Regions from separate parts of the Mus musculus genome. Here all the other regions are linked to region 3. A link is a loop called in an ENCODE intact Hi-C map of the cell type or tissue named here. Cell type or tissue: left cerebral cortex. All regions are shown on one strand.

Region 1 (8,000 bases), 380 kb before region 3:
TTCACTAGAACTAAAGCTTAACATGTGCAGCATGGTCAAGTTTAAAGTGTGTTTTACTACAGCAAAATCAGTGCATTCTGCTTTCTTCTCATTTTCCTCATGTGTTAGTTAGTGTGCAGCACATGAGAGCTGGGACCAGGGTTGGTGTCTGTCTGTCAGTTTGTTCTGTCCCTGGGATGAGACATTCACATACTCTCTTCCTTCATCTTTCAAGTATGGATCACAGGCCTGGTGACCTCTGGGTCCTCTGGTGGTCCTAGCACCCCTGAATCCTTGTGCGTGGACATCTGGCAAGGTCGGTAGTTTCTTTTAGCCACTGCTCTTTACTGGTGATGCCTGCTGTTGGCTCATCTGCTGCCTTTGCAGCCCTGGACTCTGCTCTGCACAAAGCTGGGGTTGCTTCTGAGCGTCACCAGGAAGATTCCTTAAGTCACTGTCTCAGTCAGGGTTTCTATTGCTGCAATGAAACACCATGACCAGAAAGCAAGACGGGCATGAAAGGGTTTCTTTGGCTTACACTTCCGCATTGTAATCCATCATTGAAGAAAGTTAGGACAGGAACTCAAACAGGAACTTGGAGGCAGGAGCTGATGCAGAGGCCATGGAGGGGTGCTGCTTACTGGCTTGCTCCCCATGGCTTGCTCAGCCTCCTTTCTTATAGTGGTCCCAGAGATGGCACCACTCACAATGGTCTGAGCCCTCCCCTGTCAATCACCAATTAAGAGCATGCCCTACAGGCTTGCCTACAGTTTGATCTTAAGGAGGCTCCCTCCTCTCAGATGACTTTAGCCTGTGTCATGTTGACATGAGCTATCCAGCACAGTCACTGTTCATGAGTATAATCATGACTTCAGAAGACACGTGTGGATGACCCTGTTGTTGCTGCCAGCACTTGCTCTGGACATTGCATGGCAACCTTCAGCGTGTCCTGTGGGACATTTTCTTGTGGCCCCGTGACTGTGCTGAGAGCTATGTGAGAAGGGACAGGTGGCACTTCCACTGCTTATCGCTAAAACCTTACAAGCAACCCTTAGAAGATGAGTGGATGTACCCTGCTACCTACAGACAATGGCATGCCATCCACTGTCCATGGAAAGTCATGGAAAGACCCAGGGAAACCTTGAAATCTGTTCCTTAGAAATGGACTCAGCTGTCCCTGGCTGCATGCTAGATGATGATTTCAGGATAGAACGTTCTGGAAAGGACAAAACCACAGCAGTGGTAATAGAAGGTTGTGTGTGGTTGGGGCTGAGATTGGAATTTTAGAAGGTTGCTGCATTTGGATAGTTCTTTTCTCTTCTCTGAGCAGCAGTGACCTCATCTAGGGTCAGGCTGAAACTCTGGGGAGCCTTTGAGTGTTCTATAATAGCCACCACGAAGGCTGAATCTGACCCTGCTGTCTCTTGGGCCTAGTATGCAGGGGAACTGTATATACTGAGTGATGGTGGCTCTCTGTACTTGACTTCCAGAGACCTCAGAACTGTGGGTTTTTTTTCCAAAAACCTCTGAAGAGAACCATTTTTCTTCATAATATTCCCATGGAGACTTATACTCAGAGGTTAGAGAGCCACAGAGTGGAGCCCTGTATGTGTTGGTTCCTTCAGGGAATGAAGATGGTAGACTGATTCTTACCCAGCATTCCCCTGTGGTGGTAGACTGATTCTTACCCAGCATTCCCCAGGGCTGTCAGAGGAATGGCCTCTGAGATCTTGAGTGGTATCAATGAAGGACAGTCAGCATTAAAATCATGAATGAAAAGAATGGAAACCACAAAGTTGGAAGGTCCTTCTTACCTCAGCCTTGGATTCCAAGAGCCCCTGTTGTCCCCTGCCTTTTTGGAGTAGGCCTTTTCCTGAGGGACAGGCTCCACCTGAGGCTGGCACCTTGTCCAATGTTTTCCTTCTTTCACCTTGAGACTGCTGGGGAAATTCTAGTTTCTTAGGGACCATTGCTTAACAGACTGAGAGCCAAGGAGGGGACACAGCTTCTCTTTCTCTTTCTTTCTCTTTCTCTTTCTCTTTCTCTTTCTCTTTCTCTTTCTCTTTCTCTTTCTCTTTCTCTTTCTCTTTCTCTTTCTCTTTCTCTTTCTCTTTCTCTTTCTCTTTCTCTTTCTCTCTCTCTCTCTCTCTCTCTCTCTCTCTCTCTCTCGTGTCTTCATTTTAGCCAGGATGGTTCCATAACATTGCAGCTCCACCCTCACTGACTTAGCCCAGGGGCTCAGGCTGCTGGTCTGCACTTGGCAGTACCACACTCCTGCGTTACATTCCAGAAAACCCGTCACCCATCTAAACTAGCTGCTGGACTCCTCCTCTTGACTGCCCATCCTCCAGGGGATCTGTGCCACAAATACCTGGTGTTTGGTAGGAGGCCACCTGATTGGGGGTTCTTGCCTTTTTGCCTGCACCTTGATGTTTGGTCAGGATGAGACTGGCTGGAGTGGCTATGTTCAGACAGGGCATGTGTGAGACTTTTAAATCTAAAGAGGCTGTGTAGGGAATGGTCCTTGCCTCTCTGCTGCTTCCTAGAATACTTTCCTAACCGCAGGAGAGTGTATATTTTGTATATAAAGCCAGGAGAGTGATAAGGGACCAGTGTTCTCCTCTGGTCACAGTCCTGGGGACATCTATGACTCTTAGGAAACTCACTTGGCTTTTCACCCACACCAGACTCTGACCTGTGTTATCCCTGAGATTTAAATCAAATTAGCCTAAAGAAATTAAAACCATAGTATCTAGGCTTCAGGTGGCTGCATTGCTTCCTTTGAGATGAGGGAGAAAAAACATTCTAGGGCACTTGGATTCATCTCTTTTGTAGAAGAAGAAAGCTGAATTTAGTATTCTGAGCGATGAACATGTTGCATGATAAATCCAGAATTTCTGTCCCTTCTCCTTTGGGTTTTTTTTTTTTTTTTTTTTGTCAACAACCAAGGGTTTATTTCCAGTATCTCCATAAGGGGAAGCTTGATGGTGTAAATCCACGAGGGAGCACAGTTTGCTCCATGCCTCTGAGTAAGCACGAGGGACGTCCACAGTCTTTGCAGTGATTTCTAAACTTCCTCCTTGACTGTTTTCTGCAGCGACTGCAGATGTGGCTTTTGGACGACATTAGTGGAGTAAACAGATAGAAGGGTGCAGGCAATCCCATTTTTTGGTTAAAAAGCTCCCCTTGGGCTCAATAGCCACATCCTTTCCCTGAGTACGGTCAGCAGACCTGCTATGTGAGCCAGGAGTAGTCCCCTGTGTGCATGGTCTTGGGCCTCCTGCTGAATAGACTGCAGGTTGCAGATACAGTTTGCTCCCAGTGCAGTTTACGTTCTGTTTGCTCTGGGCTTGGCCTCAGGCAGTGTGAGGGCAGGGATCAGGCTGCCCTGTTTTCCTATCATTTCTCCGTTCAGAATGTGTCTTCTTTCCCCAGGTTTCAGAAAATAACCACTGGATTGAATTAAACATGGCCGAAGTACAATATTGCAATGAGTAGGGGGGGGGGGCAAATTAAATTTCAGCTTCAGAAAGCAACTTCCAATGAAACCTGGTAAAACCAATTTATCCCATTATCAACAGAAATGGCTCCGAGTTCCAATAGTATGAACATTCTTGAAGTCAGACAACACACAATTTTTGTTAATAAAGTAGTAAATCTTTGTATTAGCCAGGCTTTCCCAGAGGAGAGCCAGTGGGGGCTGGTATATGCGGCTCATGCTTGCTTATGGCATGTGTGAGGTCTTGGGTTCCATTGCCAGGGCCATATAAATGGCTGTGCTGTGGCATGCCTAGCATCCAGCACTTGGGAGGTAGACTCCAAGGAGTCACAAGCTCCTGATCCTATGACTCCTTGGATCTACCATACTGAGTTCAAGGCCAGTCTCTGTTACATGAAACTAGAAAAAGAGGTTTGGGGAGAGAGAGACCTCTAGTGGCAAAGTTGTGTATTTATGTAAATATAAATATAGGTATAGACACACACACACACACACACACACACACACACACACACACAAAAGGATGGGTGTGTCAAGCTAACTCTCATGGTCACAGAGGCTGAGCAGGTCCATAGTGGTGGCTGCCTACAAGCTGCAGAACCAGCAAAGCTGGTGTATGGCTTCATCTAAGAAATCAGAAGTCTGAGAGACCCAAGGTATAACCTCAACTCCCTCAGCTTGAGACCAAAGACCTGAGGGACCTCCACTCATTGCCCCTAGTGCAGATTTAAGTCAAAGGTTAAAGATCATTGGTCCAAGCCTAAAAGTGGCATCAGACAGCACACTGACTTGGGAGGGAGCCCATAGAGGGATGGAAGTTGCCTTCCTTTCTTCCTGTTTGATTTTTTTTTTATTCATTCAGGTGCTTAGACATTTAGTTGGTGCTTCCCAGAGTCTGAGCAGGTCTCTGTCACTCAGTTCACTGACCCACATGCCCATCTCCTCTGTAAACACTCAGACACACCTGGATGGGTACTTTGAACATCCTTCAATCTCTCAACATGACCCCCTACATCAATATCACAATCCTTTTAGCAGACCTCTAGGTTCAGTATCACCACAGTGTAGGTTTCCACTCAACTACACCACAGAGTGTCTGTGAGGAACTGGGACTCACATGTTCACCTGAAGAGTAAGTCTATGGTGAACTTGGTAGGTCTCAGGAATCCGGTAATGTCCTCAGTGCCTGGAGGGCTAATGTAAGAAATCACATCTCTCATTGGCACTGTCCTTCTAGACCCAAGAACGTGTCAGTCTACAGCAGAGCAACAGAGTGTGGCATGCCCTTTACACCCCAGGGTGCTTTACCATTGCTTCTGTCTGGAGCTTGTTTTTCTTAGACCATCTCATGGCTCACACCCTGTCTCCTGTGGGCCCTTGCCTTGATGCCACGGCCTCCTAAGTGACATTGGCTGGCCACCTTCCTGCTACTTCTGTGCGTAGGTCGTGCCTGCTCTGTTAGCATACCGTCATGTAGCAGCTCTTACTTTAGAGTTTTATCCTATTATCTGTCTCTCTTAATTAAAAATTCTAGGAGGGTGAAGGTCTGGGTCAGGTTTGTCACTTGTCTGTCTCCAGTGCTTGAAGTGTGAGTGGGAACTCCATAAGCATTTGCTAAGCTTGGTGTGGTTCAGACCTCTCATCCTACCTACTTGGGGGACTGAGGCAGAAGGATTCCAAGTTGAAGGCTTCTCTGACCTGCAGAATAAGTCCAAGGCCAGCCTGGACAGCGTGGTGAGATTCCACCACAAGATAAAAAGTGAAAGGAAGCTGAGGTGTGGGGTGCAAACTGTGCCACCCTGTTCTGCCTGAAGCTCCTCCCATCCCTCCAACCTGTTTGAAGAATGAATGAATGAAATGCCATTCACAGGGCCCGGTGGAGGACACAGTTTCCTGGGGGAAGGCAGTACTTATTGTTTGAGTGCTAAGTCACTCTTGTTTGGAAAGATGCAAGTATGGAGCTTAAAACTCGCTGTTCTTAACTTCAGAGTGTGAGGGAGGGAGGGTAACAGGGAAGGCCAGTGCTGACAGAAAGCCTGGTGAGCCGGTGCCAGGCAGGCATAGTCCATTGAGATGCAGATCTTAGACCTTACCACATGAAGGTGAGGAAGCACGAGACAGAGAAGGGCAGGTGAAGGGGTCTCCAAGCAATATTGAGTAGAAGATGATAACAAAAATTATATTTATATTTCTAATTTGGCATGGCTGCCATCGTGTTCCGGAGCAGATGTGGGATTCTGGTGGAACTATCAAAACAGAAGAAACCAAAAACCAAAACAAAAAACCAGCATTTCAATAATGTGATGAGACTTTAGTGTCTATATCTACAGTAGAAAAATAATGATAGAAGAGACATTGGTGAGTCTAGTTAGATGAGAGGCCAGGGGGCTGGAGAGGTGGCTCAATGTGTAACAGAGATTGCTGCACAAACATAAGGCCCCAAGTTTGGATCCCAGCACTCACATGGAGAACACCAGGTGTGGATGGCTGCACACACCTGTAACCCAGCACAGACGAATCACTGGGGCTTCCTGGCTGCTTGTCTTGCTCCAGCTTTAGTTAGAGACCCTGTCTCAAAGGAGTAAAGCAGAGAGTGGTTGGTTGATCAGGACACCTGATTCCCTCCTCTGGCCTCAGCAGACATCACACGTGTGCATAACTCCCACCCACCCATCTACCCCCCACACACATATACACACACTCACACACACACACACACTTTCACATGCACACATACACACACTTATGCATGCATGCACACACACACACATACAAACACACACAGAGGCATACATATCTAATTAAATGAGAAGCTAGGGGCTAGAGAGATGGCTTAATGGGTAAGAGAGGAGAGCCATACAAACGAGGCTCCAAGTTCCGATCCTAGCACTCACATGAAGGACACACACACACTCACACACACACACACACACACACACACACACACACACACTCACATACACATTCACACAAGGTGAGGTAAGACAAATCTAATGAGTCATTTGTGTGGGCTGCTCATTTAAGTAAATCTTGAAAACTTGCATACCATGAGTCTGAAGCCTGCAGACTGTCCACTTCAGTCACATTCATCAGTGATATCACAGAGGAGCCACCGAGATGTCCAGAATCTGCCTCCCATCAAGGATGAACTCAGTAGCTTCTATTCCTGCTGCTCTGTTCTTCTTGACCCACCTGGGAACACCCAGCTTTTCCTAATGCCAAAATTCCATAAAGCATCCAGGAAACTACTTGCACCGTGAGATGGTTTTAGGCTGTGAGGAGCCTCTGGAGTAGCCTGGTTCTTAAGCATATGGCCCCGTCATGTTTTAATGTACTCAAAGGAAAAAGAAGTTTGGAGTGTTCCGTTTTATTTATCCCATGAACTAAGCTACAGGAAAGTAGGGATGTGGGGGAGCGAAACTAATAATACCAGGATTCCAGCTGCTAATGTGATAAAAGAGGATTTGCACAACCGCTGAGAAACAACATGCTGCTGTACAGAGACACAGCAATGCAGTTCCAGACCCTCCTTAAAGAAAGGAGGAGAAAGTATGCCCTGACCTCAGACCCTGACCTCAGACTCTTCCTGAGCATGTGCTGTGTGCTACACTTGCCGTGGTAAATTAGATTCCAAAATGGGGGCTGCTGACGCTGCTCAAACCACTTGCTTCTAACATGCATGGCAGGTGACTCCTGTATTTGGGAAGATGTACTTCCTGGTGATGTTTTGGGAACAATATCACAGGAGATCATGTGTAGTGGTAATGGACACAGAATACTGTGGACTTGAGGAGGAGTTGGGGATGGGGTCTGACTTAGGGTCATCATGGAAGTCCCTTGGTAGAGTCAGTGACAACCAGAAGGATGGTTAGATTTTTAACAGATGGCAAGTTATAGGTCAGGCCTTCTGGGCTGAGAGGCTGGTCCAAGGAGGTGCCACATGTGTCTACCTATCATGTGGCTGTTGGGAGTATAGCTAGAGGATAGCTTGGCCTCTGAGAACTGAGTGAATGTATTGTGGTGGCCACTGTGATGGAAGAGGAAGGGCCAGGGACGTGGAAGGTGGATGAGAAAGGCGGTGCAGGCACTGGTAGCTGAAAGGATGCCTGTGGTGGAGGCAGAGCCATGGGAGGTCAAAGGGAAGAGCCAAGGAGAGGCAGACTGCCTTTGGGGACTTCTGGTCTACCTAGTGTTGTTTTTGTGAGCTGTATATGAACTAGGAAAAATGAGAAGGCAGTTTTACCCTGGAAAGCATGCTTTTCTCTGAACTGGGACCCTCAGGAGGAGGTGGCATGTGGGTGGCTGCGTACATGGTGCTTGATTTCTGACTCACTCCAAAGACTCCTTTGCCTCCCAAAATAATCTCCTTCATGGCGGCTGCAGATGCTGCTCACTCCGTAAGCTAGAATCCTCAGCTAGGGTGCAGAGAGAGAGACCCCTGTGGAGCAAGATCGTACCCTACCCTATCAGCTGACTGAATCTAAGTATGAGGGCTGTGTCCACTCTTTCCGTGTGGCAGAGT
Region 2 (8,000 bases), 400 kb before region 3:
AGTTTAGTTGACAGGTGTTGGCAGTTGATTGATTTAAGGCTGAGAGGAGACTGCTGACTCCATTGACAGGAGGAGACTGCAGCAGGAAGACTGGCCTTAGAAGGTGACCCAGCTTTACACCTACTATTTAGCATGAATGTGTCACTTTTTAAGTGGGCTGAGTAAGGCTGAAATAGTCAAATGTCAGAATGAAATAAGATTTTAAATTATATATATATTTGTTATGCTTTGAATATGCTTGGCCCAGGGAATGGCACTATTTGGAGGTGTGGCCTTGTTGGAGTAGGTGTGTTACTGTGGGCATAAGACTCTCACCCTAGCTGCCTAGAAGTCAGTCTTCCACTAGCAGCCTTCAGATGAAGATGTAGAACTCTCAGCTTCTCCTGCACCATACCTGCCTGGATTCTGCCATGTCCCTGGACTCAATGATACTGGACTGGACCTCTGAACCTGTAAGCCAGCCCCAATTAAATGTTATCTTTTATAAGACTTGCATTGGTCATGGTGTCTCTTCACAGCAGTAAAACCTTAACTAAGACAGAAATTGGTACCAGGAGTTGGGTATTGCTGTGATAGGTCTGACCATGCTTTTGTTTGGAAGAATGTGGATTTGGGGAATTTGGTTTTGGAAAGCAGTGAAATGCTTTAAATGGGGCTTAATGGGCTATTCTATTCCTTCCATTAATATGGAAGACTTTGTTACTGAGAGTGCAGACCTAGCTCAAGACGGTTCAGTGGAAAAGAATTTCAGTATGTGGCCTAGAGACTGTTTTTGTAGTATTTTGGTGAAGAATGTGGCTGCTTTTTGCCCTTGTTTTAAGAGTCTACCTGTGGTTAAGTTACAGAGATTTATGTTAATTGCACTGATGAAGGAAGTCTCAAAAAAGCCTAGCAGAGTCTTTGTTCTCTGATTAGGTCTCATGAAGAAGCTTACAAAGGAAAAAAATATAAAAATATATGGTTTGAATATTAAAGGGGTGCCAGGAAGTGAAATGGATCCAAATCCTGTGTTCTAGGAGATAGCAGATTAAGGGAGTGAGACTTTGGGGCAAGATTCTACCTAGGTAAATTTAGATCCAGGCATGGTGTGGTACACACCTTTAATCCCAGGAGATAAAGCCAAGCAGATCTCTGAGTTCAAGGCTACCCCGGGACAGTGCAAGTTCTAGGTGAATAAAAGCTCAAATCTAGGCATGGTGGTACATACCTTTAATCCCAGCATTACAGGAGACAGAGCCCTGCAAATCTCTGAGTATAAGATCAATCTACAGAGCAAGTTCCAGCAGGAAAGCCGAGCTTAGGCAGTGAGGGAGTTGGAAAACAGGAAGCTCATAATAGAATAAGAGGGCCATGTTCCAGCCCCAGCAAGCAATAGAATACAGCAGCTTCAGTTATATGGCTCTGACTCTAGAGTGAAAAATAGAAGGGACTACTGGGACAATTGATGCTGGTTAGCTGGAGCTAAGAAATTAGCAGTGATTAAGAAGAGACCAGCATCATTGAGGTAAAATCCTGTGGGAAGTGTTTACTAAGAGGACAAAGAAGCTGTGTTCCAGAGATAGCTAAGGTTGTACTTTGTGCTGCAGCTATACTTGGTGCTGTGTAAGAGTCATCCAGGTGGTACTGGTTTTGAAGGCATGAAGGTGACATGAAGAACAGTTGAGGCTTGGCACTGTGAGAGGCCATGGAAGGCCATTGGTGAAGGAGCCCCAGTTGCAGTTGATGGCCCAGAACTGAAGGGGTCATGCAAAGGAGTTGAGGCTTGGCACCATGAAGAGAGACTGTGAGAGGCTATTGGTGAAGACTAGTTGCTGCAGAAGACCCTAGCTTATTAGAGATGCCAGTACCATGGGCTGATCACCAAGAACAGCAGCGGCAGTGGAGTGGATCAACCTGAGCTTAGAGTGCTACAGAGGGCAGATCTGGAGAAGTGACACCAGCCCTTTGGAGGAGCCCAGAAGGTCAAGTGTGGATCCCAGACATTGACACAAGAAACTGTAACATTGAAATTGCCTTGGAGCAAGATGTTTGAGATGCCAGAGGCACAGGATATCTCCTTAGGAATGCTGCTAACAGGGAGTGGAAACAGCTCAGGAAAAGAAGTTCATTGCAGTTAACAAAGATGAAAAAGGAGTTGGAGATATGAAACTGCTTTAACATCAGACATTGAGATGCAGAGTTTGGAGTTTGCCCAGCTAGTTTTCTGTTTTGCTTTGAGGGATTACAGTTAAGTGACTGGATGGATCTCAGAAAAGGCTTAGAACTTTGGACTTTTAACATTGCTGCTATTGTTATAGACTATGGGGACTTTGGAAGTTGGACTAAATATACTTTTATTGTGCTATGGCTAGATATGGCCCCCATAGACTCATTCATGTGTTTGAACAAGCCTATGGGGCCAGGGAGTGGAATGTCATGGTTTGAATATGCTTGGCCCAGAGAGTAATATATATATGTGTGTGTGTGTGTGTGTGTGTGTGTGTGTGTGTATGTATGTATGTGTATTAAATATTTATATATTTGTATGTATCGATGTGTGTGTGGCCCATATTGTCATATGTGGAGGTCAGAGAACAACTTAAAGGGATTTAGTTCTCTTTTTTCCACCATGTAGGTTGTGTGGCTTGAACGTAGCTCATTGGGCTTAGCAGCAAAGTGCCCTTATCCACTGAGCCATCTAGCTGGCTTCGCAATGAATTACTGTGTGGAAGTCTGGAGAGCAGGTGGGCTAAAGGGTAGACAGGAGAATCACAGATCTACTGGAGAACAAAGAATCAGAGAGGGGGCACCCTTGAGAACTCTGAGCACAGGCAGAGTGCATTCTGGGTACCAGAGGTCAAAGGGCAGAGGGATATGTAGGTGGAAGCAGTTAGGCTGCTGTGTTTGCCCCATTGGTACTGACAGGAAGGGAGGGGCCATAAGCAGGGCGAGTTTCACACCACCTCTCACACTGAGCCACGGGGCTGCAGAAAGACTTAGGGAGGCTTCTCCTAAGATTTTGGGTGAGAATTTTCCTGTTGCTTGGAGAAGCCCCTGACTTACTGCTGCTGTGCATATGTTCTGGCCCTTTTAGACTTGAACACACACTTACCCTGTGTACGCAGGCCCCGCCCTGCCAGTGAGGCAAGCCAGAGTTCTGTAACTGAAATGATTGTCGCCTAATGATAATTTTCTCCTGCAGTGAGAAATGAATTTTAAAATCAATCTCTCATTTTTCTACTTCTTACAAGAAATTGTCTTCATCAGAAAACAAACTGGCTTGCCGATTTTGACAGCTTCTTTGTTAAAAGCAGGATTTCATCTTTTCTTTTATCCCAGTGCATAAATAAATCATCCGAAAGGTAACCTGAGGGCAGCTAAAGTCATTACCGGGTGCCGAGGCTTCCACCAGAGACAGAATTGATAGAAAGGAGCAAACTCCTCAGCTTGGTTCTTAGAGGAGGAGCAGGACAATAGGACAACGTCAAGTTGGCAAGAGCTAAGAGTAAACCCCAGACCCCAGACTCCAGACCCAGAGGCCCTTAAAGATACCATCTGCATGGGGTGGGTCTTTGTGAGGATTAAGAGCTACCACTGTGTGTATGAAAGTGCTTTGTAATCCATGAAACACAACTCATTGTTATTATTAGAACTTGTGGGTGGTGTTTTGGGAAAAATAAGTAGATGGGGAGGGGGAATCTGCTTTGAAGCTGGATTGGAAGAATGAACCACCAACGCATAAATAGTTGATTGTACCTGCAAGGTCACGACCTTGCATCCAAGTGAAGTTTTAAAGGCGGTAATGCTATTTCAGTGCTTTCTCTTGACCCATAGAGGTTCCTGTTGTGTGCTCATCAATGAATCGGATGCACATGAAATCTGTCAAAAATGTGCAGCATTTTAGAAACTCTTCCAAATCATGAAATAACCTATTCTGGGGGTGGGGGACAAATAAACCTGTCCTGATTTATAGAATTTTCTAACTCCGAAGTATAGCTAAATGTCCTGTAGCTGACCCCAGGCTCCCCACAGGGCTTCCCTTGAACACCAGCCTGGAAGCACACAAACAGGGTTATGTAAGCTGAGCACCATGCAGACGCAGATGGGAGCAACCTTGAGTGTAGAAGACCGTACACTGGAATGCAATAGAGAGTAATGTGCTTTAGTAATTACTACTTTTGATTTGGGACAAGGCCTGTTTGAAGCTTATATAACTTTATTTTATTTTAGTTTAGTTTAACAATCAGCTCCAAATATCTCTGAAAAACTTAACAACTGCTCCCTAGAGCTGGCTCAGGCACACAATGAATAATGGCAGTCAGAAAAGGCTGAGACATTGAGCACAAGGAAAAGACCGCAAATAAAGCCTCATGGAATCAAGCTGTTGCTCCGACGACTGTAAAATCTTAAATGCTTCTATTTAGCGGAGAATAAAGACTTTAAATAATGAAATAAGCCTTCGGCCGGAGAGCAAGGCAGTTAAAGCTGCACCCGTCCTTAAAGAGAGGGGAAAGACAGGGAAAATGGAAGCAGACATTAAAGAAATGCTAAAAAATAAAAAAGCAAGATAAGTGGCTTCAACGACACTTGCTCTCCAGATTGATAAGACCTCAGTGAGCTTGTTCCAGGAAGAGAGAGGGGCAAATACCACAGAGAAGAAAACTGAGCAGTTGCTTAGAGCATAAGAGACAAAGAGGGCCTGACAGCGGCCGTGTGTGTGTGTGTGTGTGTGTGTGTGTGTGTGTGTGTGTGTGTAAGCCATGGTGTTTCTAGGAGGAATAATAAACAGACTCAACTACAAGAGAAAGCCCCAATCCAAACAGTCCTAAAGTCACTCACAGTCACGTTCAACGTGTTTCTAATAAAATACGAGCATTGTTTCAGCACCAATGTTGTGTTTTATAAAAAAGATGGAAAAAAGGAAGGAATATGTTTGGTAAAGGTACAGCATGGTGTGGGGGAGGGGCCTCTGCGGGCCCATGCTGACACACCCCTCCCCTGCCTCCCCCCCCCCCCCAGAGGTCCTAATGACAGTAGAGAGATAGAGACAGAGACAGAGAAGAAGGAAGAGGAAGAGGAGTAGAGGCTGGCCATGAGCACGTGGAGAGAGGGGGAGGGCAATGGGGAGGAGGGGAGGAGGATAAGGGGGCAGGAGCCAGGGGAGAAGAGGGCAAAAGGGCAAGAGAGGCAAGAGAGCAAGGAGTGGGACAAGCAGCCCCTTTTATAGTGAGTCAAGCATACCTGGCTATTGCCAGGTAACTGTGGGGCGGAGCCTATATTAAACATTTACAATACATATATTTATAACTGGCCTGTGTCTTAAAAAATGTGCTTCGTTTATTCTTTGATAATTTATCTTCATCCTGTCTACACTTAGCTCCTCCTAGACGTCCCCCAACACATCCCTTTTCCCTTCTCCCTTCCATGCCTTCTTCTCCTTTCCCCTTTGTAGCCTGCTGGAATGTCGACTGGTCTTGTTGACTTGATCTTGTCCAGGTGACCATAGCTATAGCAAATCAGGATTGCTGGGGCCACATCATATCCAGAAGGCAACATTTATACGTGCCTCATATTCTTGCTCTTACCTTCTTTCTGTCCTCTCTTCTGCAATGTTTCCAGAGCACAGGTTCTCTCCCTCTCCCTCCTCTTCCTCCTTCCCCTCCCTCTTTTCTCCTCCCCTCCTCCTCCCTCTCTGTCTTCCTCTCTCCTCCTTCCCCCTTCCTCCCCTCCCTCCCTATTCCTCCCTTCCTTTGCCCCTCCCCTCCTCCTCCCTCTCCCTGCCCTTCTACCTCTCTCTCTCTCTCTCTCTCTCTCTCTCTCTCTCTCTCTCTCTCTCTGTTTGTGTATGTATGTGATTCAGATGTCCCACCTAGGGCTGAGTACTTATAGTCCCTTATTCTCAGTGTTTTGGCCAGTCATGATCATCTGCATTAAACTGCTATGCACTGTGAAAAGAAATTTCTCTGGCAGAACTAATCTGTGAGTATAAACATAAACGAGTATTTAGAAGGCAGTTTGATGACACATCTATTTAGAGGTCCCTAGCCCACTGGCAAGGCATACAAGGTCCTTAGCCATGGGCTTTTGGCCTGGTCTCCAGTACCAGGCATGAATTTCCTCCTGTGGAGCAAGCCTGGGATCCAATCAGAAAGTGTTACTCCTGAGAAGGAGTGAGTTCAAATTAAAGCAAGCTGTGCTGGAATGCATTCTAGGCTGGCCGACTGGAGGTCTCCCCTAAAGATAAGGTATTCACCTTGGGTGAGAGAGTTGATAGTTGTTCATTGTTAAAAAAGATACAATGAAACGGGAGGAACAAATACAGGGACATGCATCATGGACCAGGAACTTTACTCTTGATTGTAAATAGAGGCCTTAATTAGTAGGGACCTGACACAGGACCAATGGACTTATCTCACAGCCAGCTCTTAGCAGGAAAGAAACTGTTTTAACTATAAACAGAACTCTTATCCTGCAAAGTATGTTTCCTGTTTTGGTCTTATTTCAACCTGTAAAGTATTTATTCCAGTCTTGGCCTCACAAAGAAATTTGGTAACCCATATGGTTACCCCATATGGTTATCCTATATGGTAACTGTATATGACTAACCCATATGGTTACCCTGTATGGTTACCCTATATGGCTACCCCATTTGGTTACCCCATATGGTTACCTCATATGGTTACTCATAATGGTCATTGCAGTATTGCCTACTCATCTTTCCTGGGTGTGTTTTGTGGTGTTTACAGGTCACTGCTGGATAGTACTGTTAATGACTGTATTTCCCCAGTGGCCTGTACAGCATCACTGTGGTTTTATATGAACTTTTTCAGAGAATAGAAACAGAACACACAGTATAAATCCATGCTGTAAGTCCAATTAACTCAAAAAAAAACAAAACAAAACAAAAAAAACAAACCAACAAAGTACACAGGTTAGCTGCTGCAGGAAGGCAAACAGATGGAATCTGTGACCAAACAAGGGATTGGGAAGGCTGCAGCACAGAAGTCAAGCGTCTAGATTCAGTTGATTTGTTCCAATAATACATGGGGGTTTCAATATTAGAAAATGCAGAAATAGAATTTATTACAGTAAAAGTGAAAGTAGGCAATCTGGATGATTATCTCACAATTTAGAAAAGCCACTTTATTAAAAGTCAATATCCTTCCTTAACTAAGAAAATTTAGCAAATTGGGATAGAAGGGTGCCTTTAATTTGATAAAGATCAATATGTACCCAGAAATCTCTGAAGACATTATTTTAATGAGGGATATCTTAGAAACATTTATAAAATGAATTGGGAAGATGACAGTGATGTTTACTGTCCCTGCTTAAAGTCTAGACTTTACTAAAAGTACTTACTGGGCACAGTGCAAGGAAATGAATGAACATACCAAACACTGGTGGGAAGAGACTAAAGGAGAAAAATGATATGGGAAGGTTTCCTCCGACAGTTACGAGAGTTGTCAGGACAGCTTGGTTTGCAAGTACTGTGCTGTTGATGTAGGATAGATAAAACTCTGGAGGGGGTGATGGGAGACAGACAGACAGACAGGCAGACACACACACACACACACACACACACACACACACACACACACACACAGTCAGAGAGAATGAAGGTGGCTGTGCAGGGACAGAGCCTAGGATTTTGCATTCTGACAGCCAAGTTACCGCCCCAGCACCAGCCAGGTGTGGTAGTGCACGCCTGTAATCCTGGGAGGTAGAAGTAACAGGATTGGGAGCTCACAGCCATCCTTGGATGTGTAGAGAGTTTGAGGCTACCCTGGAGATGACTCACAAACCTGACACACCAAAAGGGAAAGGTGGCAGTGCGGGCTACTGTGGAAGAGGGGCTCACTTAGCAGGCCTTTGTGGCATGCACACTGCTCACACAGTAAAGGCTAATGCTTCTGTCTTACCACACACAAAAGTAAAAATGCCAGGTAAATTCTTGGCAAACACGGAAGACAAAACTTTAAAGTTTAGATGACGTTAAACTGCCCCGTCTTTCAGATATGCTG
Region 3 (8,000 bases):
GAGAGTGGAGGACAGCCAGAGCTACACAGAGAAACCCTGCCTCAAAAATAAATTAATTCATTCATAAATAATAAAAAGACCCCATAGAGGGCTGGAGAGGCAGCTCAGTGGTTTAGAGCATTTGTTGCTCTTGCAGGGGACCCAGGTTCAGTTTTCAGCACCCACATCTGACAGGTCCTGACACTGTCTTCTGTCCCCCCACAGGGTCAGCACACTCACCCATGGCATGTATATAGGCAACACACACGCACACACACACACACACACACACACACACGCACACACACACATGCATTTAGAAGGAGGAAGAGGGCATCACTCTCCTCCTAAACACACCTGTGTTTCTATCGCAGCTCACTCAATCTTCCCCCAAGGAGCTTCTTATTGCAGAAAACAGCAATTAGCGCAGAGACGCATACCTGGCTGCAGCCTGAGAAGAAAGGCTGTAAATGGGACATCTACATCATTCCTTCTGAGGTTTGGAGAACACCACAGAAGAGGGAGCAGAAAGAATCTAAGAGCTGGGGGAAGGGTGCTATAAAGGATGTCTTCTGCACACGGCACGGCCACTGAACTCACAAACTCACCTGAGCTCTGGTTGCTTGCATAAGACCTGCACAAGACTGAACCCATCAACGTTCCAACATAGAAGGGGCTGCAAGACCCCACTCCTCCCTGAGGGACCGTCAACGGCTGCTGGGGCATGGGGTCCTTTTCCTCAGCTGTGTACCCACTAATATGTGGTTGGTGCTCTGGTAAACAAGCCCCTACCCTTACTCGTACAAGCAACCCCAGTTAAACTCAGTGGGACACACACGACGTGAAAGCATGGTGGGGACTTGTTGGAAAGAAAGGAGTGTGGGCAAGAGAGGGTAAGGGGGATAAAAATGATCAAAATTCACTACATGCATGTATGAGACTGTTGTCTTAGTCAGGGTTTCTATTCCTGCACAAACATCATGACCAAGGAGCAAACTGGAAAGGAAAGGGTTTATTCAGTTTACACTTCCACATTGCTGTTCATCACCAAAGGAAGTCAGGACTAGAACTCAAGCAGGTCAGGAAGCAGGAGCTGATGCAGTGGCCATGAAGGGATGTTACCTACTGGTTTGCTTCCCCTGGCTTGCTCAGCTTGCTCTCTTATTGAACCCAAGGCTACCAGCCCAGGGATGGTCCCACCCACAATGGATTGGGCCCTCCCACTTTGATCACTAATTGAGAAAATGTCTTACAGCTGGATCTCATGGAGGCATTTCCTCAAGAGAGGCTCCTTTCTCTGTGATAACTCCAGCTTGTGTCAAGTTGACACACAAACCAGCCAGTACAACTGTCATTTTTTAAATTTTAATTAAAAGAAAAGATCTCACAAAATAACAGGACACACACCCAGCCAAGCAAGCCTCTGGGAGATAATGTGGGACAAGAAGAGAGTTGTGCACACAGCCAAGTATGCTGAGACTCTGAAAAGTAAATTTTCAACTGAAGCTTTGCCCAGGAGAGGTGATGTGCAAAATCTATGGCAAAAGAACTGAAAATGTGCAAAATGAACGGATTCTATTGTGTATCCTTCACGGAAGCAAGACTTCTTCCACAAAGGGAAATATCTTCCCAGCATAGCTGATAACTTCAGACATCCCATTTCAATTCTGCTTAAAGGGAAGATTTGCCTATTTCATATGTCTAAGAAATTATCTGTAATCCAGGTCTCTAGGGCTCAAGCAACAAAAACCATGACGTCCTGAGGGCTGTTGGGGGAAGGGGAGATGGTAGCAGGGACTAGCTGGTGTTAGGTGGAAACCAATACCCCTTCCAATGACATGTCAGGAGGGCATCTCTTCTGATCTGCAAGCGTGCACTATGAAATTACCCTCTCACCACATGGAATAGCCATAGCTGACCAGCCAAGCTACTCGGTAGTAAATTCCAGAGAACCTTTATGTTCACACTGCAGTAATCTTAAATAACCTTAAGATTCTAATCCAAAGAGAGAATGTATATAAAAAATAAATTCAGCCATATCTTAACAAGCCTTTAAGTGTTCAACATTTCAAAAGGACGGAAGAGGAAAGGGGCCTGTGCTGTCTGCCGAACATTTGTGTCCTCGTTTTTTTTTTTTTTTTTTCAAAACAACTATCAAGTGTCTCCCTTCTCAAGATGTCACAGAGTTAGCAAGAGCAAGTGGATGTCTTTGAGGCATTCCACTCTGATGGGCACACAGATAGCACAACCCTGAGCCACCAAACCCTGGACAGTTCGCCCATAGGAGACAGGTGTGTCTCCGCTCCACCCACACCAGTGCACAGGTAAGGCCTTGAAAGAGGTGCCAGTACACCCCAGGCATTTTGCTTCCTCTGTCACTAAGAACTGGACTCCCTCTTGTCCACCCTTAAACACTCTGCCAAAGCTCCTTTCTCACAATGCCCCCTCCTGTCTTGAATGCCTGGATCTATCATGCATTCACTATGAGACACTGTTCAATAACAACCTCAAGAAACGGGTTTTTGGAGCTCTTCTCAAGAAAAGCCAGACGCTGCCTCCTTTGCTCCCCTTGATCTCAGGCTATGCCAAACCGAATGGTTCCAGTTGGCCATTCTGTGCCTTCCTAAAAGAGTGGAGTTCAGAAGAAAACAGGCATGTCTTCTGGAGATACTATTGGAGTACTGTGGACAAATGTCAGGGTCCCCAATTAGAAATAAAGGGACTGGGAAGCTCTCACTGCTAACACCAGTGACTGCCACGTCTGCAATCTCTACGTAAAAGCGTGTCCTGCTTGAAATCTATAAACTTGAGAAAATTGAAATACAGATTTTCACTAGAGAATTGTTGATTTTACTGGGGAATTTCGTGAAAAGGAGTCTAAAATCCCAACATGAGGACATTTGGGTACAACTTGAAAGCTGGGATGAGAATGGATATTCTCCTCTCTCTCTCTCTCTCTCTCTCTCTCTCTCCTTCTCTCCCCTCCTACCCCCTCTCTCTCCCTCTCCCTCTCTCTGTCACACACACACACACACACACATACATGTCCACATCATATGCATACACACACACGTACAGGCATATACACATATATATGCATGCATATATACTCATACACACATGTACACTCACACATGCATGCATATACTCATACATAACACCCATATACATACACTTATACACACACCACCACCACCACCACATCAATATACTTTGTCGACTTCTAAGGAGAGGCCAAATATTAAGCTAATAAAATTTTATCTTGATTGCTAGAATTTTTCATCTAAAGACTAGTGAGCTTCTACTGCCACCTCCTGGCCATTTCTGGTATGTGCTCCCTGAACCTCTAATTCAGATACTCGTGCCCCCTCTGTCCCTTCCTGTCCCTTTTCTCTCTCCCTCTTCCCTCTCTCCCTCTTCCTCTCTCTCCCTCTTCCTCTCTCTATACCTCCTCCCCTTTCCTTCTCTCTTCCTCTCTCTACCAGGAAAGGGCTGAGATAAATGTTATATCACCTTCCAGATGCAGCTGTGCTACCTGAATGGGGCTGCGTGTCCAGGAATTGGCGCACATTGATGCTGCCCTCCAGCCAGGAGCCTAGCACTGCTCTGGTGGTCCGTGTACTGACATACAGGGCTGTGCAGGTCCATAGAGATTGCAGACATGGCCGTCTTTGGAGGCACCAACTGGTACTTCCTTAATTTTTATTTTATCTTATTTATTTTTCTGTGTATGGTGGTTGGCTGTGTGTATGTATGTATTCCACATGTGTGCCTGGTACCTGTGGAAGCCAGAAGAGGACATTGGCCTCCTGGAACTGGAGTTACAGATGATTATGAGCCACCCTGTGAGTGCCAGGAATCAAACCTATGTCTTGTTCATTTATAACTAAACACCAATGTGTTTAGTTATAAATCAGTGGTTCTTCCAAGATAACAATTTGCAATCACAAGGTTATAACTAAAAGTCACATGTTCAGACCCCAAACATGCTTGTAAACACATGGTGTGTGTGTGTGTGTATGTGTGTGTGTGTGTGTGTGTGTGTGTGTGTGTGTGTGTGTGTGTGGCGTGTACCCGTGCACATGTAGGGGCACACAAGCTAACACGTGCATACCTAAAGGTCAGAGGAGGACATCCAGTGTACCCCTGAGACAGGGTCTCTCACTGAACCGGGAGCTCACCACATCTTTTGTTAGAGTGACTGGCTAACAAGCCCCAGCAATCCTCGGGACTCTGCATGCTTCTCCCCACAGTGCCAGGGTGAAGGTACAGGGAACCTCATGGGGCTTTTTATATATGATGGAGATCCGAGTTCAGGGCCTGGTGCTTACACTATCAGCAGCTGGGCCATCCCCAGTCCTGGAAAAGCTGCTTATAACAACAGGGGTGTGTGCCTGACCAAGTGCACTGCTCACACTTAACAAGCACCTGTAGAGTCAACCGGCTCACTCCTGTTGGAGGTGCTGGGCTGCTGTGGTGAAGAAGACCAAGGAAGTTCCTCCCATTTGCAGCTTATCTGTGTGGTGTGGGGCAGAGAAAGCAAGGAAGTTTCAGGTCAGACAAGCCCTGTGCTGAGAACCTGGAGGGTGCGGGAACATAGGGAGGCCGTTTCTGTTCGGGTCACAAGGAAAGCGTCTATGGGGGAGTGACATTTAAATTCAATGGGAGTGATGAGAGGTCAGACAGGAAAGGGTGTTCCACCTGGAAGGAACAGCTAATGAAAACACCCAGGTGAGGCCACACCAGCTGTGTTTAAAGATGTGCCCAGCGTGGGAACCACGGAGGCAAGGAGAGAGGCTGAAGGACAGACAAACAGACATGACAGAGACCAAAGGACATGGCACCGGGTTTAGGAAGTGTGGTCTGCTTGAGAAGCAAAGGGATGCTGAAGCTGCCTGGATGTCGGGAACAGGCCTGGCTGTTGGGAACATGAGGCCACACCTTTCTACAACAGAAAGGTGGAAGTCCCAATCAGTGCATTCCTCACAGACGGTTTTAACTCGACATGTTTCCATAAACAGACATGCGTTTGAAAGACTTCAACATAACTTATCTCTAAGAAGGGAAAGGCCCCTCCCATCTGAGCACACACAGTGTAAGTGACAGGTTCATAACCTGCAGTCACAGCTAATGGGGTCTCTGCAGGGCTCTCACGGATCCCCGGGTATTTGGCGGGATGGCTCAGTTCAGAAGGAAGTAGGGGAGACAACCAGAGCTCCTGACAAGTCCACCCAGCAAAGCCACACCTGAGGCCCTGGCAGGCTGTTCTCCCCACCAGTCATGGACAAAAAGTCTTTGGTACCCTCCAGCTGCAAAGTCTGTAGGCAGAGCAAAGCAATGTTTGAGACAAAAGCATGGTGTGGGGCTCAAAGCAGAGAGAGAAGGAGTGTGAAAACTCTCTGCTTTCCAAACAGTTAAATAAAGTGTGTGTGTGTGTGTGTGTGTGTGTGTGTGTGTGTGTGTAGGGGCAGTTACTAAGGAGAATGCTTAAAGCCTCGCTGTGTTAGGGAAGTGTGGGGGGGAACTTTTGGGATAGCATTGAAAATGTAATTGAGGAAAATACGCGTAATAAAAAAGTATTTTAAAAAAAAGCCTCGCTGTGAACAGGGAGGGAAATGCAGATTAGTGAGAAGGCCACTCTGGAACTCAATATGCAGAATTCTCAGAAACGGAAAATAAGTCTCTCATACGGCCCAGCCACAGCATCCTTGGCATATGCGGAAGGGACTTGACATCCTATCGCACAGACACTTGGCAGTGCTCATAGCTGCCCTAGTCACAATACCCAGGTAAGGGAAACAAAATAAACATCCTTCAACAGACAAGTAGATAATAGATGTGGTACATATACACAGTGGAATACGATTCAGCTATAAGTAAAGTTAAAATCATGCAGAAAAGGACTCCATGGAATCTAACTTTGGGTATCCATACAGCTGCGCGCACCAGTCATTCTAGACTTCCTGCAAAGGGAGTGGCAGATGGCAGCTCCCCAGGTGTATGTGACAAAGTGCCTGATGCTCTCAGGGATATCATAAGGGGGTAAAAGATTGGTTTCAGGCAGTAAAAATGCTGGTGGAGATACTAGGTATGATGTGTTGTGCGTCTCTAAGAGGGCCTAAGACATTCCACTCACAAAAACCTTAAGAAATACATCAGCGTGGGGAGAATAGACATCTCCTGTGTGTGCTGATGAAGCCAATTCTCTGGCCTGGGGGACATGGGATGCCACTGGGGGACAATACGATTCTTCATTGTAAAGCTCAGACTGGTTAAGTAGAAATGACATAGTCTGTCAGGTGTGGTGACTCATGCCTTTAATCCCAGTCAGTACACAGGAGGTTGTGAGTTCGAGGCTAGACTATTCCACATAAGCAAGTTCCAAATAATCAACCAAGGGAGACCCTGTCTCAAAAAAAAAAAAAAATCAAATAGTGACAATTCATTTCAAGGCAGTGCTGTCACCATTGTCATGGTTATCACATGGGCCACATGGTCACAGGGCATCAAGACGCTGTAAACCACACGGATGTGAGTGAAGCAACCTGACTCTAAATGAGTGGTGACTAAAAGTCACTCCCCAGGGCACTGTTGGTCTCTGCACACGTGTGAACAGAATGATTTCAGGAGATCTTAATGGAGAGAAGATTTATTTTTGTCACATAGCTTAGAAGGCTTTGGTTCCCACGCATTTGCAGAAGCAATGAGGTATACTTCACATTCATCAGGCTTTCAAAACTAAAAGCCAAAATCAAGTGTCAATGAGACACAAGCCTTGGAAACTCAAACTCTGTTCAGAGGAGCAAAAAAGTGTTACCCTGTTTGGAAAGCTGACTTGTATAAGTATGTGAGTCTGACTGTGCATACTGCACAAGAGCCAGCCATTCCCTGTCCGGGTGCAGGTATGAGAGAAAGGGCTCACACACCCTGGAAGGACTCAGCCAGGTGGCTGGTTTCTGGCCAACATTTTCACATATAACAGTACAAAACAGAATGTCAGAGCACATTATCGGTGGAATAAAGTACTCCCTTTCAAGAGCTCACTGCCTCTACATACACACATACAGAGAGAGAGAGAGAGAGAGAGAGAGAGAGAGAGAGAGAGAGAGAGAGAGAGATACACACAGAGAGAGAGAGAGAGAGACAGAGAGACAGAGAGACAGAGAGAGACAGAGACAGAGAGAGAGAGAGAGAGACAGAGAGACAGAGAGACAGAGAGAGACAGAGACAGAGACAGAGACAGAGAGAGAGAGAGAGAGAGAGAGCGCACATATAGAGACCAGCCAAACAAGAGTCCCCCAAAAGAACTGAGTAGGATAAGGGAAGATCCAGTCACAGTATGTGTGGCCTCTGCTGTTAGGGTGAAAGAATGAAGGACAATGGTTTTCACAAATGGTTTTCTCCAGACAAATCCTATACCTGGAGACTGTGTCCTTCTGGGGAAGTAAGACTCCCAAACTACCTTGCTGGCAGAATAGAGACAGATGCAAACAAGCAAAGAAGACCAACGAAGACATGCATGTGCATGAGCACATGTGCACACACATGCACACACATGCACCATATACTGTATCTACAGGACATGTGTACACCCCATGCACACACATGCACCATATACTCTATCCAGAGGACATATGCACATCGCATGCATATACATACACCACTTACTCTATCTATAGGATTTACTGTGAGGCCCATCCAAAAGGTACAACATTTCACTGAACCCCCACAGTAGCTCTGAAAGGGCAAGTCTCATTTTTGAGATGAAGGTGTTCAGACAGATGTAAGCTCCACCAAAGCTGCCCACCCGTGTCTAAGAGAGATGGGATTCAAACCTATAGCTACCCAACTTGGAAGCTCACAGACAAAAAAATGCAGTCTGTAGGTCTTGGAGCACCTGCTCACAGAACAGCCTCTGGAGCTGGTTAGCAACTCTGCTCTCTCCCACTAAGTGTAACATGGCCTCTTGTGAAGACATGGGCCCAGCCATACTCTGTCAATTCCATCCCAAGTAGGGGGTC

What was found. Peaks named below come from ENCODE experiments on the same cell type or tissue, not always from the same donor. Only the 100,000 strongest peaks of a DNase experiment are listed, where the experiment ranks them.
Region 1: a loop joins it to region 3, with 2.2 times the contacts of the local background. A loop is called at or near these places in 1 of 42 quality-filtered maps.
Region 2: a loop joins it to region 3, with 2.4 times the contacts of the local background. A loop is called at or near these places in 1 of 42 quality-filtered maps.

Annotation. Positions count from the first base shown.
Region 1 is chr1:192,328,428-192,336,427 of GRCm38, forward strand. All of the region lies in intron 6 of Kcnh1 (potassium voltage-gated channel, subfamily H (eag-related), member 1), which reads left to right. Among named protein-coding and RNA genes, the nearest start is that of Kcnh1, 140 kb to the left of the region's middle. In left cerebral cortex, a CTCF peak has its summit at 3,916 (motif pointing left); DNase peaks (open chromatin) are centred at 2,468, 2,999, 6,523 and 7,785; H3K27ac peaks cover 3,708 bases.
Region 2 is chr1:192,309,176-192,317,175 of GRCm38, forward strand. The region is part of intron 6 of Kcnh1 (potassium voltage-gated channel, subfamily H (eag-related), member 1); the gene reads left to right. Among named protein-coding and RNA genes, the nearest start is that of Kcnh1, 120 kb to the left of the region's middle. In left cerebral cortex, no CTCF peak of the experiment used is centred here; DNase peaks (open chromatin) are centred at 4,101, 4,247, 6,565 and 7,767; H3K27ac peaks cover 1,027 bases.
Region 3 is chr1:192,708,857-192,716,856 of GRCm38, forward strand. The region is part of intron 7 of Hhat (hedgehog acyltransferase); the gene reads right to left. Among named protein-coding and RNA genes, the nearest start is that of Gm22265, 33 kb to the right of the region's middle. In left cerebral cortex, a CTCF peak has its summit at 3,299 (motif pointing left); a DNase peak (open chromatin) is centred at 3,296.